Regions from separate parts of the Homo sapiens genome. Here region 1 is linked to region 2. Evidence: chromatin loops called from intact Hi-C (ENCODE). Cell type or tissue: heart right ventricle. All regions are shown on one strand.

The links. Peaks named below come from ENCODE experiments on the same cell type or tissue, not always from the same donor. Only the 100,000 strongest peaks of a DNase experiment are listed, where the experiment ranks them.
Region 1: a loop joins it to region 2, with 2.2 times the contacts of the local background. A loop is called at or near these places in 7 of 110 quality-filtered maps.

Annotation. Positions count from the first base shown.
Region 1 is chr6:105,161,470-105,169,469 of GRCh38, reverse strand. It overlaps POPDC3 (popeye domain cAMP effector 3), which reads left to right. Exons shown (of 4, transcript NM_022361.5): 2 at 7,310-8,000. The coding sequence starts at 7,561. It overlaps POPDC1-AS1 (POPDC1 antisense RNA 1), which reads right to left. Exons shown (of 4, transcript NR_037157.1): 3 at 2,768-2,926; 4 at 1-739. Among named protein-coding and RNA genes, the nearest start is that of POPDC3, 15 kb to the left of the region's middle. In heart right ventricle, no CTCF peak of the experiment used is centred here; no DNase peak of the experiment used is centred here; H3K27ac peaks cover 1,663 bases.
Region 2 is chr6:105,355,262-105,363,261 of GRCh38, reverse strand. The region is part of intron 6 of PREP (prolyl endopeptidase); the gene reads left to right. Among named protein-coding and RNA genes, the nearest start is that of PREP, 44 kb to the left of the region's middle. RefSeq lists an enhancer at 3,079-3,268. In heart right ventricle, a CTCF peak has its summit at 3,656 (motif pointing right); no DNase peak of the experiment used is centred here.

The DNA of each region.
Region 1 (8,000 bases), 190 kb after region 2:
TTGGAGATTGGTATATCAATGTCATAACTATTCTGGAAGTTGCCCATGTGTTCAAATGCTTAACAGTATGGTGACTACCTGACTATGAAAGGAAAACCTCTTCAGTGACACTGGGAACCACAGTGAATTTAATGTAATTCCCAGGGTCTCTCATAGGGTCTTGTTTTCCAGGTTCTATCAAGGAATGATTCTCAGCTGATTTTCCTGATTTAAATCTAGCAAGGATTGAGTGTCTTCAGCTTCACAGATCTATATTCTAATTCTATTATAAAATATAGATTATTAATGAAAAGCCTCATATACAGTGAGCACTTATAACTGTTTATGTGTGTGTTTAGTTTTCTGTTGCTGTATAAAAAATGACTACAAACTTAGCATCTTAAAACAATAAATATTTGTTATCAGTTTTTGTGGATCAGGAGTCCAGGCACTGTTGAACTGGATCTTCTGCTCAGGACCTCCCAAGCCTGCAGTCAAGGTGTCAGACACACTGAGCTTCTTATTTGGAGTTTGGGGTCCTCTTCCAAGCTTCTCAGATGGTTCACAGAATACTGTTCCTTGAGGTTATAGGACTAAAGTCCCAGTTATCTTCTTTAAGCTCATAGAGGCTGCCTGCCGTTCCTTTCCTTGGAAACCCCACAGGCAGTTCACATATGGATGTTTGCCTTCTTCCAGTAGGAGCACATCAATCACTCTGACATCCAATCTCTCTCCAGTCCTATGATGGAGTCCTGTATAACTTAACATAATCATAAGAGTGACTATTCCACCACCATTTGCCATATAATGTTACCTAATCAAGGGAGCATCTATCCCATTCCATTCACAGGTTCTGCCCACACTGAAGGAGAGGGAATGATACAGGGCATGTATACCAGGAGGTCAGGAATGTTGAGAGCATCTTAGAATTCTGCCTACCACTGTATGTGATAAAATGAGAGATCAATCATGGGTAGAGATAAATGTGATGTTAGCTGAAACATGAGAACAGAAAAAAGTCCGGTGTAGCCTGTCGGCATGTTCTCTGATTTCTTCAAGTCTCAAGGAGACTCCAAGATCTCATTGATAAGGGGGATCAAAAGCATGCTCCAGCCTAAGAGATTAGTGGTACATGAAGAGTCTCCAAGTATTGTGTGAAAGCAAAGGCTGGTGTGAATATACTCTGGAATCCATATCAGAAGATGAAATGAGAAAATTAAACCATGTAATATAATTGTTTGGGAAAGGGGAACTGTCCTCAGGCAAAAGGAAAAAGGTGATACTTCCCTTGGTAGGATAAAGGAGCCAAGTGCTGTAGTGGGGTTGGCCACCCCTGTAGGCAGAAACCAGATGGTGACATCTATGCTTTGGGTAACATCTGACTGATGGCAGCATATGAATGTTGTAACCAATACCATTTACATTTCCATCAACACTCTGTTCTGAATCTTGGATAATTCTTCCACATTTATACACTTATGCATTATACATATGCAATGTTTGCATAGCATCATGCCAAGTCTTTTCATTTCTTCTCTCTGTTACTTGAGAGACTCTAGACCAGCACTGTCCAATAGAAATATAATGCAAGCCACATAAACAACATTTTTTTAAAGTAAGAACCAGTGAAGGCAGCTTTAATAATAGGTTTTACTTAACCCACTATTTCTAAAACACTGTCATTTCAATATGTAATCAATATAAACATTAATGACATATTCTTTACTTTTTTTTTTTTTTTTTTGAGGCTGAGTCTCGCTCTGTTGCCCAGGCTGGAGTACAGGGGCATGATCTCAGCTTATTGCAGCCTCTGCCTCCCAGGTTCAAGCAATTCTCCTGCCTCAGCCTCCCGAGTAGCTGGGATTATAGGCACCCACCATCACATCTGGCTAATTTTTGTATTTTTAGTAGAGACGGGGTCTCACCATGTTGGCCAGGCTGGTCTTGAACTCCTGGCCTCAAGTGATCCATCCTCCTCAGCCTCCCAAAGTGGTGGGATTACAGGCGTGAGCCACCATGCCCAGCCTATTCTTTACTTTTGTACAGTCTTCACAATCTATTGTGAACACTTTCATTTCTCCCTATGCTCTTTTTCAATAATCTTAACAACCCTAGTTTTTATTTAGCATTGACCTGTGTGATAGTAACTGCTAAATCTCTCTCCCTTTATCCTACCCCTTATCCTCTGCTGTAAATTCTGCTACTCAGAGCATCAGATTAAACATGGCTAAAACTGAGTTCCTTTTTCCTCTGACTTTTTCCCTAACTTCAAGATCTTGTATAACCCCAAAATGTCTTCAACCCTTCTTCGTTCCTCTGTTTCAATAGATCCTTTCACCTCTTCCTCATAGTCTAATACATGCTTCCCTTTTTTTTTTAATTCAACATCTAAACTGTTGATTCAGGAGCTTTCTGATTTATTAAGCCTTATCCCAAGCTTATTTCAAACACTGTTTTTCTACCTGTGCACTCTTGTCTTTATTAGTGAATGTTTACTAAAGACCACTTTGTGCTAGACAGAGGAAAATTTCAAATATATTTATATAAATATATATATACACACACACAATGCTCTATCAATAAAGCTGTTATTCTACACACACACACACACACACACACACAACCATCTATGTTCATTTTTTTAAATGCTTGAATATGTAACCCAACTGAAAAAATTAAAAAATTGTGATGCTTTAAAAAGGAAAAATATACATAATGGTCAGTATGACACAATCTATGATGGAGGCTATGTAGACAGATAATAAAGGCCATTAAAAACTCAGCTTACAAGGTGCACTTCAGGCCACCATGGTCAGGGAAGGCTGCTGCAAAATTTCCACAAGCTTCATCCCTCTTGGACTGATGAGTGTACGGAAGGAAAACGTCTTTTCACCGAGGTAAAGGATGGAAGTGAGAACACATGAAGAGGAAATGTACCTTTCTGGCTCTTTAAAAACAAGGATTAAAATCCAGATCCTTTATTCTGTGGAATGTTCTGGTGTCTCTTTTCCCTCCCCCACCCCCACCTGTCACCTCCTTCCTATCTCTTAGATTTGTTCGACACTTCTTAACCCTGGTTGAACATCAAAATCCCTGGGAAGTTTGTGAAAAAAATTCAGTGCCCCGGCGACAAAACAGGCCAGTTAAGTAACAGTCTCTGGAGCTGGGCCCCAGTCAAACACCTGGTGTTAAGACCTGCAGTCTTAATTCAGTTCTGCCACTCGGCTCTATATTTTGACCCATGTTTGGAATCATCTTCTACTCCACATCATACAGAGTCATGTCATTTTAGAGCTCTTATGATGTTGTCCAATTCTTTCATTTTACCAATGAGGAAACCAGTCTAAGGAGATGAAAATCACATAGCTATCTAGGGATACAGCTAAGACTAGAACCCTTCTCTTGGGTGGAATCTTAGTTCCATTATAAGCAATGTGACATTGAACAACTTAGTTTTTTGCTGAATTTAAATTTTCTTATGTGTAAAATGGAGATAATAGTACTTTCCTCCTGGGGTTGTTAAATGAGATAATTTTAAAAATATGCCTGGCACATAGTTGCTGGGTAAATGTACCACCTCAAGGACAAGTCAAAAAAACTAAGAAAATGATAATTTAGCTTAGGGAACACATGCCAAAGTTGAGAGCTGATCCCAATTAATGAGTAGAATATTGATGGAATTTTCAGTTTGTGGGTTGCTTAGCAACCAAAACTCACTCAATACCACTGACTACCCAAGTTGTTGTTTTTAATCAAAGCAATAAACTGTTCTTAAGGAGTTCAAGGTTGTGAACAGACAAAAGGATTCCCTTATGCATTTGGGGTTGTGCCAGGCATTTTGAAAAAGTGATGCCCCAGCTCCTCTGTGTTTTTGCACTTAAACATCTTGGACATTTGGAGCCCCCCAATTCTGTGCCCATAGATGACAGAAGATGTTACAATATCTGTTACATTGGATAGAGAGTGAGAAGGGAGAAGGCAGAGTGCTTGCACTTCTGTACCAATGTATTAAGCCAAACTTATTGAGTGCTAAGGCTCAGAAATACAAAAGCATTTGTCTTTGCCCCTGCTGCCCCTGAGAATTTCAGTCTAGGAGAGGAAACCAGTCAATATTGAATAATACAGCAAATTATTCATGAGCGGCTCTCTGTGTCTCCAGCAGTATTCTAAGAGTTACAGACTGAACAGTACAAGAACTTATAGGGTAAGTCTGAAATATCCATGGTTAGGATTTTTATTTTCTTGGCAAAGCAGCCCTGGAAGAATATCCCACTTGGGTTCCCCAAAACATTAATATTTGATTCACAGTCTTGAGAGCTGGCACTGAATGTTGGAGAGGGTCTAAAGAGGGGCGGACGGGAATTGGAGCTCCATGCCACCACCTGTTTTACCTGAAGCCAGAGACTCAACCAATCTGTGCCCTTCTTTTCTCATTTGTAAGCTGGACATGATGATTTAGATTCTGCCTCCCTCGTGGCAATGAGATAATAAATGCAGAAGTTCTGTTGCAATAAATGCAGTTTCTAGCTAATTTGCCAGCAGGTTTACTTTGCATTTCATTGAGCATCCTTGTATCTTCATTTACATTTCCTATTCCTTTATAACTCGTAATCTTAACAATTTAAAGAGAAAAAAACCCAGATGAGCTTGGAACAACTGTGTTTATTTGCACTTAAGTTTGTCTTCATCATTTGTAGCTCAGTGTGCTAACTTACTTTGCAGTGAAGATCAACTCTAGTGCTTAGGAAAGAAATCCATTGTGCCACTTTGGCATGTCAGCATTTATTTACGCAAAACATGACCTCAGGCTTACAGGCCTTTAAGGCAGACAGCTGGTTGATGAATCATGTTGGACATTCATATAGTGCTGCTGGCACATGTCAGAAGGACACTCCTGCTCATCACCTGCCCCTGTCAGTTCTTCCACTTCTAATAAAGCATATCTGTTTTGGTGACCAAATAAAAACACAAGTGAAGAAGGGCTGGGTGTGGAGTAATTTAATCAGGGCAAGTCAGCACGCTGCATTGAGCAGTACAGTATCAAGGATAAAAAGATGGTTTGGTAACAGCTGAATGAAACGAAGTAGATTAGTAAAGATGGAAGCACAGTTCCCCTTATAATCATAATGGGTCATGACCCTGGAATGCAGAAGCCCCAATATATCCTACAAATCAAGATTTTTAAGGAGACAGGATTCCCAGAAGTTCCCTTCTGAATTGCCACGAACGTTTTACATGGCCTTTCTCTATTAGCATCATTTTAACATTTCGCTGAGGATTATAAATTTTTAAGGAAGTTCAAACCAAAGTTCAGAGCTCCACTAGCAAATCTTTTTAAACTGGCTTTCGTGGGTGTGTTTGGTATCCTGAAGAATTGATTGATTTAAAATACCCTAGTTTTGAAACAGCAGGGAGACTGACATTTGCAGCCTGGTATTTTGCAGTTCTCACTACTCATTGTATTTGAACAATAATTTTTCTTTGTTGTAATACCCAGTAGAATAAAATTTTGTGCTTTGTTTAAAAGAGGAGAAATTGAACATGTTCAGGATGCTGGCCTGTCTTCAATTTCATCACCATCATCTCGTAGATTGATTGATGGGGAGAATAATTAGGGATATGCAGCATGTTTGAAATGTATTTGAAAACAAGCAAAAACAACAATATGACTATAAGTTGTAAGTCTAAGCTTTTTTTTTCTTTTTTTTTAAATGATTCACCTGGCAGTGTTCTTGAAGTCATTACTTACTGAGAAAAGAATCACTATCCAAGATGAAAAATCAGGAACTTCAACAACAGCTCCTTTATTTCCATTTCTACTTCTGTTGGTGATTACACTGTTCCATTTTTTACTCCAGCTAAGTCATTTTCACCTCTGTATTTTTTCTCCTATGGGGCAAGATCTGTGATATCTGATAGTTTATTAACAGGTGTGCTGGAAATAATCTATTTCAAAAATAAAACACTAAATATAGCACACAAGTTCAAGGCTTTTGAATGTTACCATGGTTTTAAAAAATCAATGTCATGAATGCTTTACACTGAAATCATTTATTGTTAGGAAACTGGGTGGCAAATGATACATATATCCTGTAGCTCTGTCATCATGGCTAATGCTCTCCTGACTCAGATTACATATTAGCATTTCCACCATATGGCTGAAAGGGTAGAGAATGTATGTGCAGAGGAACAGAGTTGGTAATATTTTTGACCATCTGATAAATAAATATGTAAGTAACAGGAATATTAATATTTATTTCATCATATGATGCAAGCTTTAACCTGAAATAACCACTAATACAACAAAGTAGTACATTTGTTTCTCAAATAATTTCAATCTAATTTATTAAATATTTCCATAGTCAATTAATGCTCTTAGAATGTGACTTCTAATTATGTTTCTTATGTTTATTGATATAGTAGGGTTCCTTATCATGCCAAATTTAAAAATCTTTCCTGAGAGGCCACACGATTGGACCCAGCATATGGGCATGAGCGCCAAAGTTCTGCTCTGCCAGTGACCACTGTGTGGCCTGGGATAAATTACCTGACCTCTCTAAGCCTCAAATTAATGTGTAAAGAGTGAATAATCTATTATCAGACAGTATCCCTCAAAGGGTGGGCCATGGAGGACCATGGATTAACACATCAGAATCACATGGGGAGCTTAAAATACAAACATCTGGGCCCCACCCGCAATGATTCTGGTTCATGTATCTGGAAGCAGTCCATGAATCTGCAAATATATATATGTATTAATACAGAGTCTTACTCTTTTCGCCTAGGCTGAAGTGCAGTGGTAAGATGATCTCGGCTCACTGAAGCCTGTCTCCCAAGTTCAAGTGATTCTTGTGCCTCAGCATCCTGAGTAGCTGGGATCCCAGGCGCACGCCACCACGCCTGGGTAATTTTTCTATTTTTAGTAGAGACAGGGTTTCGCCATGTTGGCCAGGCTGGTCTCGAACTTCTGGCCTCAAGTGATCCACCCACCTCAGCCTCCCAAAGGGCTGGGATTCCAGGCACACGCCACCTCGCCCGGCCCGCATTTTTAGTCACTGTCCCGAGTGATTGTGAGGTACACTGAATCACTCCCATAGAGACGAGATTAATATAGAGCACTTAGCTACCTTGAAAAATATGTAGCTAATTTTAATAAATATACTTTTTATACCATAGAAATTTAACACCCAACAGCATTTGTGCTTAAAATACTCTAACTTCATAGAAAATGGGAGGTCAGCTTGCTAAGTAATGCTGCTGATCATTAAATATACCCCACAATTCTCCTTTTTGTTTAATTAGATCCTTTATCTTTTTTTCTCTTGCATAGGAAATACCAAAATATTTGCAGACTGGATCCAAATCAGGAGCCCAGATGAACTTAAAGAAGCGAGCATGGGATTCTTAGTTTTTCAAGATCCGTACACACGAAGCCTTTAATCAGCATCAACTCCAGTGTCCGTTTTCTCTGGTTTTGTGAAGACTGCACAAAACTCTCATGATGGAGAACCAAAGGACTTAGTTACCTGTTTCAGTGTCATCTAAAGTCAACTGAAAAGTGAAGCAGGCAGTAATACAGCCATGGAAAGAAATTCAAGTTTATGGAAGAACCTAATAGATGAACACCCAGTCTGCACAACCTGGAAGCAAGAGGCCGAAGGAGCCATTTATCATCTTGCCAGTATTTTATTTGTAGTAGGTTTCATGGGTGGCAGTGGATTCTTCGGGCTCCTTTATGTCTTCAGTTTGCTGGGGTTGGGTTTTCTCTGTTCTGCTGTCTGGGCTTGGGTAGATGTCTGTGCAGCTGACATATTTTCCTGGAATTTTGTACTGTTTGTCATCTGCTTCATGCAATTTGTTCATATTGCATATCAAGTTCGCAGCATAACCTTTGCCCGAGAATTCCAAGTGTTGTACAGCTCCCTTTTCCAGCCCCTGGGGATCTCTTTGCCTGTCTTCAGAACGATTGCTTTGAGCTCTGAAGTGGTTACTTTGGAAAAGGAACACTGTTATGCCATGCA
Region 2 (8,000 bases):
CCTTTAGAAAGGATTAAGGAAAAAATGCCCAGCTTCTTTGTGATTATCTCCCTAAATCCTATATTGAGAACCTAATTCTGTTATACCTAATTCTTGAAAAGTTTTTTTTTCAAAAGTAATCCTGAATCTTAGTATCTGTTGTGTCTCCATAAGCCATTTTTATATGTTCACCTGTGAACCCTAGTAATTAAAAACATATGTATTACACATATATTAACATATAAAGTGTGTTGCCTGATGCTTGACTTATAGTAGGCATGCAGTGAATGTTAATTTCCTTACTCTTCCCATGTCCCCTGTGGAAGTTCATGCACATGAAGACCAGCAGGGTCTCACCTTCCAGAACAGACACAGAAAAGTCCAGTGGTGTTCCTGGTGGGGGGTCCCTGCCTCCTCTGCCCCTTGCTGGTTGGCTGTTTTTGACTTGGACCAGTAATTGCTCAGTAGCCCTCTTCCCAGTTGGCACAGTCCATATTTATTCCCCAAGTACTTAGCCCTTGCCTTGTGTCCACCACTGTTTCATTAGCACTGCCTTATGTGATAATATTCACCGTGCTGATAAGCACACAGGAAAATCTCAGCAGCATGGTTGGGAAGGCAGAAAAGTCAGAAAGCCAAGCTAGAGACGTGGATGTGAGTAAAGCAAGAAGGCTGTGCCGCTCTTCATACATAAAACAATCCTGCAGAAGAGAGTTGTTTTTAGTAGACATGTTGGATTTGTTGATCAATCGCTTTTCTTACAGAACACTTGTTTTTCTCAGCAAGGAAGAAAATAAGACAAACCGTAGATACTTTCTTTGTGAGATGGAGTCTCGCTCTGTCGCCCAGGCTGGAGTGCAGTGGTGTGATCCTGGCTCCCTGCGACCTCCATCTCCTGGGTTCAAGCGATTCTCGTCCCTCAGCCTCCCGAGTAGTTGGGATTAAAGGCGTACGCCACCAAGCCCAGCTAATTTTTGTATTTTTAGTAGAGACGGGGTTTCACCATGTTGGCCAGGCTGGTCCTGAACTCCTCACCTCAAATGATTCGGCTGCCTCGGCCTCCCAAAGTGCTGGGATTACAGGCTTGAGCCACCACACCCAACCCCAACAGTAGATTGTTGAATAACCAAATTTATCAAACAGACAACCAGCTAACTTAGAAACAGTAGTGCCTATATCATGTCAAGTCCTACATTATTTATTTTATTTTGTACGTGTTTTGTTTTCTTAGAATTTTCTGTTTTATCAGTTTCTGGCATACCGAGCAACACAACACACAGTATTTGGATTGATTTCTTTTTTTCTTCTATTGCTGTTGTACCACACTGTACTGGGAAAGCTGGGTAACTTTATTTGTTAAAATTATTAATGCATACTCACATGTGCTTATGGCTCCCCTGTATGTCTGTTACTGGCATTGCCCCTTATTTTTATTACAAATCCATAAATGAGTTTCATATATGAAAAGTCATCATTGTAGGTGGTTAGTTTTAAAAGTTTTCCTAAGTGTTAGAAAAATAATATTAAAGGGATGTTGCCATGATTCACAACTATTATGAAAGGAATTCAAAAGATTTATATAAAATAAATTTGATAAAGTCTCCTGCTCTGAGAATAGCATGATTAACTCTCAAAGCTATTAAAATCCATTTTCACTCCTTTTGTTCATTTCCAGGACAATTTCAAGTGTCACTGCTTTTTAGAATGCTTTTTTTACGTGCAACTAATTCTTTTATTATAACATATAAAAGAAAATACCTTCCTCAGTTTGAAAGTGCATGTAGATTCAAATAATGAAAAAACTTTCTTTGCCTTTTTTTGGTTAGGTTCTAAGAGAAAAAAATTATACTAAAGAAATTTCATGGCCATGAAAATTTCCTTATTAATACACCACCACACGACTGGAGTGTAGTTGCTGTAGCATAAAATAGCTTTTGAGTTTTTCTTTGAAAATATGTTTGATGTAAGTCCACATATCCTGTATATATATAAATATTAGGTTTTGTGTTCTGTTGTTTTTAAGGACAAATTACTTCATACATAGTTAAATTATTGAGAGTTTAAAACATGAAATGCTTTTCTGTTAATTGTCTCTTAATATGAAGAAAGGCTTGTTTACTTTGGTCATTTGGAAAGCTCAGGTATTCTTTGCATTATATGGTATTGAGACTGAAAATAGCCAGATTCAGTTTAATATTAATAATATAGGTTTATTGTTTAAAATATATACCCATTTTCCAGAGAATTCCATATTGAGATGTTAGTATCTATTTCATACTTACCCTGAAGACTCATACATGTATGGTATGTATATGTGTGTATATATATGTGTGTGTACATATGTATGTGTGTGTGTAAAGCCTTCAAATGACCCAGTGGTAGAGCCGATGACCTTGTGAAGTGGAATTGTTTGATCAAGACTCTGGTCTGAGTGAATCACATCACACCTAGGTGAGGCATTAACTGAAGACATTTTGTAAAAACATTTATTTGGGACTAGATTCCCTTAAAAAGACTCCAGTTGCTACTTGTCCCTCTAAATTCTGTGATTTTTATAGGAGTTATTTTCCTGAATATGCTAAGTTGTCCGAATTACACGTTTATCAGACAAGTACATGTGAACCTAATAGAGTTAAGTATAAAATATGTATTTTATACATATACTCTAACAATTTGAACTATGTCTAGTGAGAGTTTTCTTGGACTTCCTTAGTGTAGCCTAGAACCACAGTATACACAGTAGAATTGTTAATGGATTAATGTGGCTTCTTTAATGAAACTATAAAATACAATACCCCCATACCTTATGTCCTACCTTTTGATAAATGTAAGTTAGAATGATAGCTGTTACTGGGTTTCGTCTTCAAAAGTAGAAGCCAAGACTTAAAAAGGTTTCCTCAGGCTAGCATAAAATATGCCAGGGTAAGAAATCACCAAGATGGAAGGGGAACACTTCTTTCCCCATTTTTCTGACCTCCCTGCCAAGGAATTTCATTGAATCTTGGTTTCTCAATGACTAGAAATGAGAGAGGTTGGGAGTTCACAGATTAGCTGACTCACAGCACAAAGCCACATTCTTAAGTGTGTACTTATTCAGCACTAAAGTTGAGATCTCGGTTCTCCATCTGTTGACTCTTGTTCTGTTTCTAGTTGATTCAGACCTGAGGCGGAGAGAAGTGAACTGTTTGTTGGGCCTGGCGAGGACACTGAGTGGAAGAACAGTGGCCGTGGGCTGTGTTGTACACACTGCATATTTACAGGATATTAGCGATGCCTTACATGCTGTCACAGATCAGTTTCCCTGGGAAGCAGACTCTGAGATAGAAATTTGTGTGCTAGAAGTTTGATGGGAGAGCTTTCAAAATCTCTGCCTGTGTGACGAACGATCGCAGCAGAGGGAGAACTTCAGCTGTGATGCAATCATCACAGAGGTGTCAGACAATCCTACAGGAACCCTCAAGCTAGGTGAGCCCTTCAGCATTGTCCTAACAGGAGGGAGAGGGGTCCAGGCCTTTATAAACCTACATTAACCAGTTGTCATATGTGGATGAACCCAAAAGAATGCATGACCTTGGGAGAGGTGCCATCTTCAACTTGAGGATGAGACCTGGAGAGATTCTCGTCTGAGAGCTGTCTGCTCCCAACACCCATCAGCTGGGAGATGAGGGCTTCAGCCCTAGAGGGCAGCCCAGCACAGCACCCACTACACATGCTGATGTCTGTCAGTGAGATATACACTTGAGAATGAATGTACGTACTTGAATATATGTTAAACATAGCTCTCTGTACCAGATAACATAAACCAGTGTAGCCTTTGAGTTTTAAGCATGGACAATTTCAAGAAACTAGGGGAATTCTACTTCTTTAATCATCATTTAGGAGTCATCACTTCCCAAAAGCCTTCTCAGAACTCATTTTTCCGTCCAGCTCACCACCCTGTAGATGCCCCTCTCTGGCACTCACATCATACATTGTACTTCTTGCTATTAATGTTCTACAACATGGCCTTTTCTGTGTGTGTCTGTATCCTTTAGTGTATCTGTCTCTCCCACCTGAGCATGAGTTCTTGAAGGTTCTAGCCTATTGATCTGTGTGTGCCTGAGCCTGATTCAGCAGCCAGCACTTGGTAGACTCTTGATAAATCTTGGGGGAATACACACCCCAGCTGTGGCTGCCCTGAATAGTGGACTGCAGTGGTTGATGGCACGTGTTAAATTGTGTCTTTGTTATGGGAGGTGAGAATTTGGCTGGGGACAGGAAGTTGACCGAAATTTTCCTATTAAGATCAGCCACTTCTGGTGATAGTAGCTTTGTCCAACCTCATCCACCTGGGCACAGGAATACACTTTTATGAAAAGGCTTTTGCCCTTGAGCCTGTGGTAGTTGACTCTTTTGGAGAACTGGGCTGGACCACCCAGAAGATCCATTTTACAATGACGAATGGCATAACCAAGTACCCTTAACCAAAGCAAGCTGAGTGACTTCCCCCTTTCATTGACGACCTTGATTCCACTCTGGTGGAAAGAGAAGTTAAATTCGAGGAAACTTTGCCAAGAAAGAGTAGCCAAGGCAAGGGGGAAGAGTGAATTACTCCCTGAAGCCTGGAGGTGAGTGCTCCTCCCACCTTCAGGAGACATGTCTTTCTGCCAGCCACCAGAGAAGAAGCATGGGGGTGTGGCTTTTGGCTGTTTTTTTAATAACCTCCCAGGTTTTGTCTGCTTATAGAAAATGAAAGGCTTAGTACCAGTGAATGACCAAATGTTATTTAGCCCATCTGTAGAATACCACACTCTCTCTACATCTAGATTTTTTCCTCTTTCCAAATATATTTATCAATACAGATGTTAGTACTTTCTTCTCTTTTAATATTTTCTAATTATATTTAATCAGTACTCTAAATATAATTCAACAGGTGACTTTGCAGAAGTAGACTGTCAGAGTAACCTACATATTAAAAATTGACAGTAATAAAAATGGTAAAGAGTTTTAACCTTGATGTTTATTGTTATGATTAGGAATGCAAGTAATGGATTTAATATCAGCAATGTAAATGTTTCATTTATAGTAATTCTTTTAATTTTGTTTTTGTTAATGTTTTATTTACATAAATGGTAGATTTTTATGAAGTTAAGTCATTTTTACTTAAGGAAAATTTGTTTAAAATAATATAGATTTAAAATAGAAGGAAGCCATGAAAGCACAAATTTAGGAATTTGTAAATTTAGGAATTATTTCATAATTGGTCAGGCTAATATTATTAGTTTTTGCAAAAGAAAAAATCAGTGCTTGCAAATCAGATTAATTGCTTCTGGAGAGCACAATTATTCTAGCTGGGATATCATTATCACTTAGAGAAAAAAAAAAAAAAACAGTATTGTTGAACCGGAATTCAAACTGTTCCACGAAGGCCTAATGGGCTCTTGGCTTGCCTGCTTTTCTACTTTTCTTTTTTTAAATCTGGCTTTTAGGAAAGTAACTTTATTCTGTTCACAGTCACATGCCCTCCACATCAACAGGATTTATGTCTTCCCCTCCCAATGATTTACAAAATTCATCTTTTAAATTGCCTTGAAATAGTCTGGGTGTGGGGCTGTCATTAAGTGTGTGTTGTTTAAATTTAAGTGGAAGAAGGTATATTTTTAGTCTGTACATTTTGGGGCAACAGTGACTTACAAATGATTTTGAGGCTTGTGACTTTGAGCATTTGAAAATGCAACGTTGTTTTCAGTTTAGCAAATTTTAGTGGCTATGGAGCAACTCCAGATTGTGATGAAGAGAATTATAATGAAGAGGACTGACTTAATTGGCGTTATAACAGCAATGTACCTTGGGACTGCCTGCTTCAGATTAAGTATAAACTGCTACAGCTATTTAGCACAGCTGGAAATGCTGAGAAAAACTCATTAGATGTGCTTGAGACAGCTGTCATCAAAGGTTTGGTGTGGTTCTTGCAGTGAATGTTACTGCCCTATCTTTCTGATGACTGAATCACTACAACTGAATTAGCCATCATTTATGATTGATGTAAGCTGTAAAGAGTCTGTGTTTATTTAAAGGACAAGAGAACAAAAGTATGAAGTAGTATTAATGATGTTGCTTTCAATTATATTAATAAGATTATAATTGTGAAGTTGTGGATAATCTTAATATAGGATGGTTTAAAAATAAGATGGAACCAAAATTCTGAACAGTTTTGTTAGCCATGTATATTAAAAGCTTAAGGATAATAGAATGTATAATTCCCAAATCAAAGAAGGAAAAATATAATACAAAGAGGAAAGACACCGGGGAAAGCAAGATAAATAAAAGGTTCAAAATTTAAAATGTGGAAGCCAGTACCTCAGCAATAAAAATTAGTGGATATGGAATACAGATTTTTAGATTGGATTTTAAAGACTAGATGTGTTCAAATTGTGTTCATTTGCAAGAGACTTGTTTAAGACATAATGATAGATTTTTGCTTCTGGACATGATGATATAACTGGTACTGGACTAGTCCTCCTGCTGTACACAGCTAGGAAACTATGCAAAATAGACAAAGCAGCTGTTTTCAGATATTGATCAATAGGCTGCCCCAGACTGATCCAGGAAAGAGGTAAATCCTACAGTTGCCCCAGCTTTCTGCCTGGAGTTATTTTTTGGCCTCTGGCACAAGGAGGAGGAGCTCAGAGTATCGTAGTCTCACTGAGCTAATGATCCAAAGATTGGAAATCAGGGAGACTGAAGCCACTGGAATTTGCAGGGCAGAATAACAAAAGGAGGGAACTGCCCACTAAGAGTTTCAGGTATCTGCCTTGGAATCCCCTCATGTTTTCGGCTAACTGTTAAGCAGTGTGTACGCTGACTGAGACTTTATGATTCAAGCTAAGAACTACTAGGGGGCTGTAAGCTGACAACTCCCAAAGGTTTAAAACAGCTGGGAGACGTTCACATTCTGACAAGTCAGAGGGGAAAGACTTTGTGAACACCCAGGGTATTCACTTAGACCTCAGAGAAGCTATGCCTTAGCAGTGGGGCTGTATACCTTACCCAACAAACCTTTGAAAACAAGTCTTGAATGGATCAAGCTGATCCGCCAATGAATTAACTGCCGCAAAATGTTTTGCAGGCAGACCAGAAAATAAAAGAAATCCAGACAACATTCAAAAGCCCAGAATCCAGTTAAAAAATAAATAGTTATTAAAAAAGAAGCAAAAAAAATGTGACTGATAGCCAAGAGGAAAAATAGTCAATAGAAACAGATCCAGAAATAACAGAGAGTAGAATTAACATATAAGGACTTATAAAAAGCTATCATAAAAAAATACTTTTTAGAGATCTTTACTAAGTGTTAATATAATGAACAAAGAAATAGAAAATATAAAAATGAACCACATACTCTTCTAGAGATAAAAAATAAAACTCTGAGATGAAAAATTATCTGTTTATAGCAGTTTAGATGCTATAAAAGAAAATGCAAAAGTTGAAGACAGGACAATCAAAACTAAACCACAAAGAGAAACTAAGACAAAAATGGACACATTTCATTGACCTGTGGAGCAGTACCAAGTTATGTAACAGTATGTATTTGAAGTTCTAGAATAGGGGTGAGAGGACAAAAAATATATACATGAGACACAAGTGGCCAAAAATGTTACAAATTTGATAAAATACAGAAATCAACAGATTCAGGAAGCTCAATTAATCTCAAGCAGGGTACTACATCAAAGCCTGTTACAGAATAATCAACGTTCAGAAAGCCAAAGATAACAAAATACTAAAAGCAGCCAGAGGAGAAAACACATATTGCATATAGGGAAACAAAGATAAGAAATGACACCAAATTCCCAGTGGAAACAGTGCAAGTCAGAAAACAGTGGAAAGATGCCTTCTTAATGGGGTTTACCTTGATTGCCATATTTAAAACTACAGCCTTGGCTGGGCGCAGTGGCACTTTGGGAGGCCAAGATGGGTGGATCACCTTGAGGTCAGAAGTTCAAGACCAGACTGACCAACATGGTGAAACTCCGTCTCTACTAAAA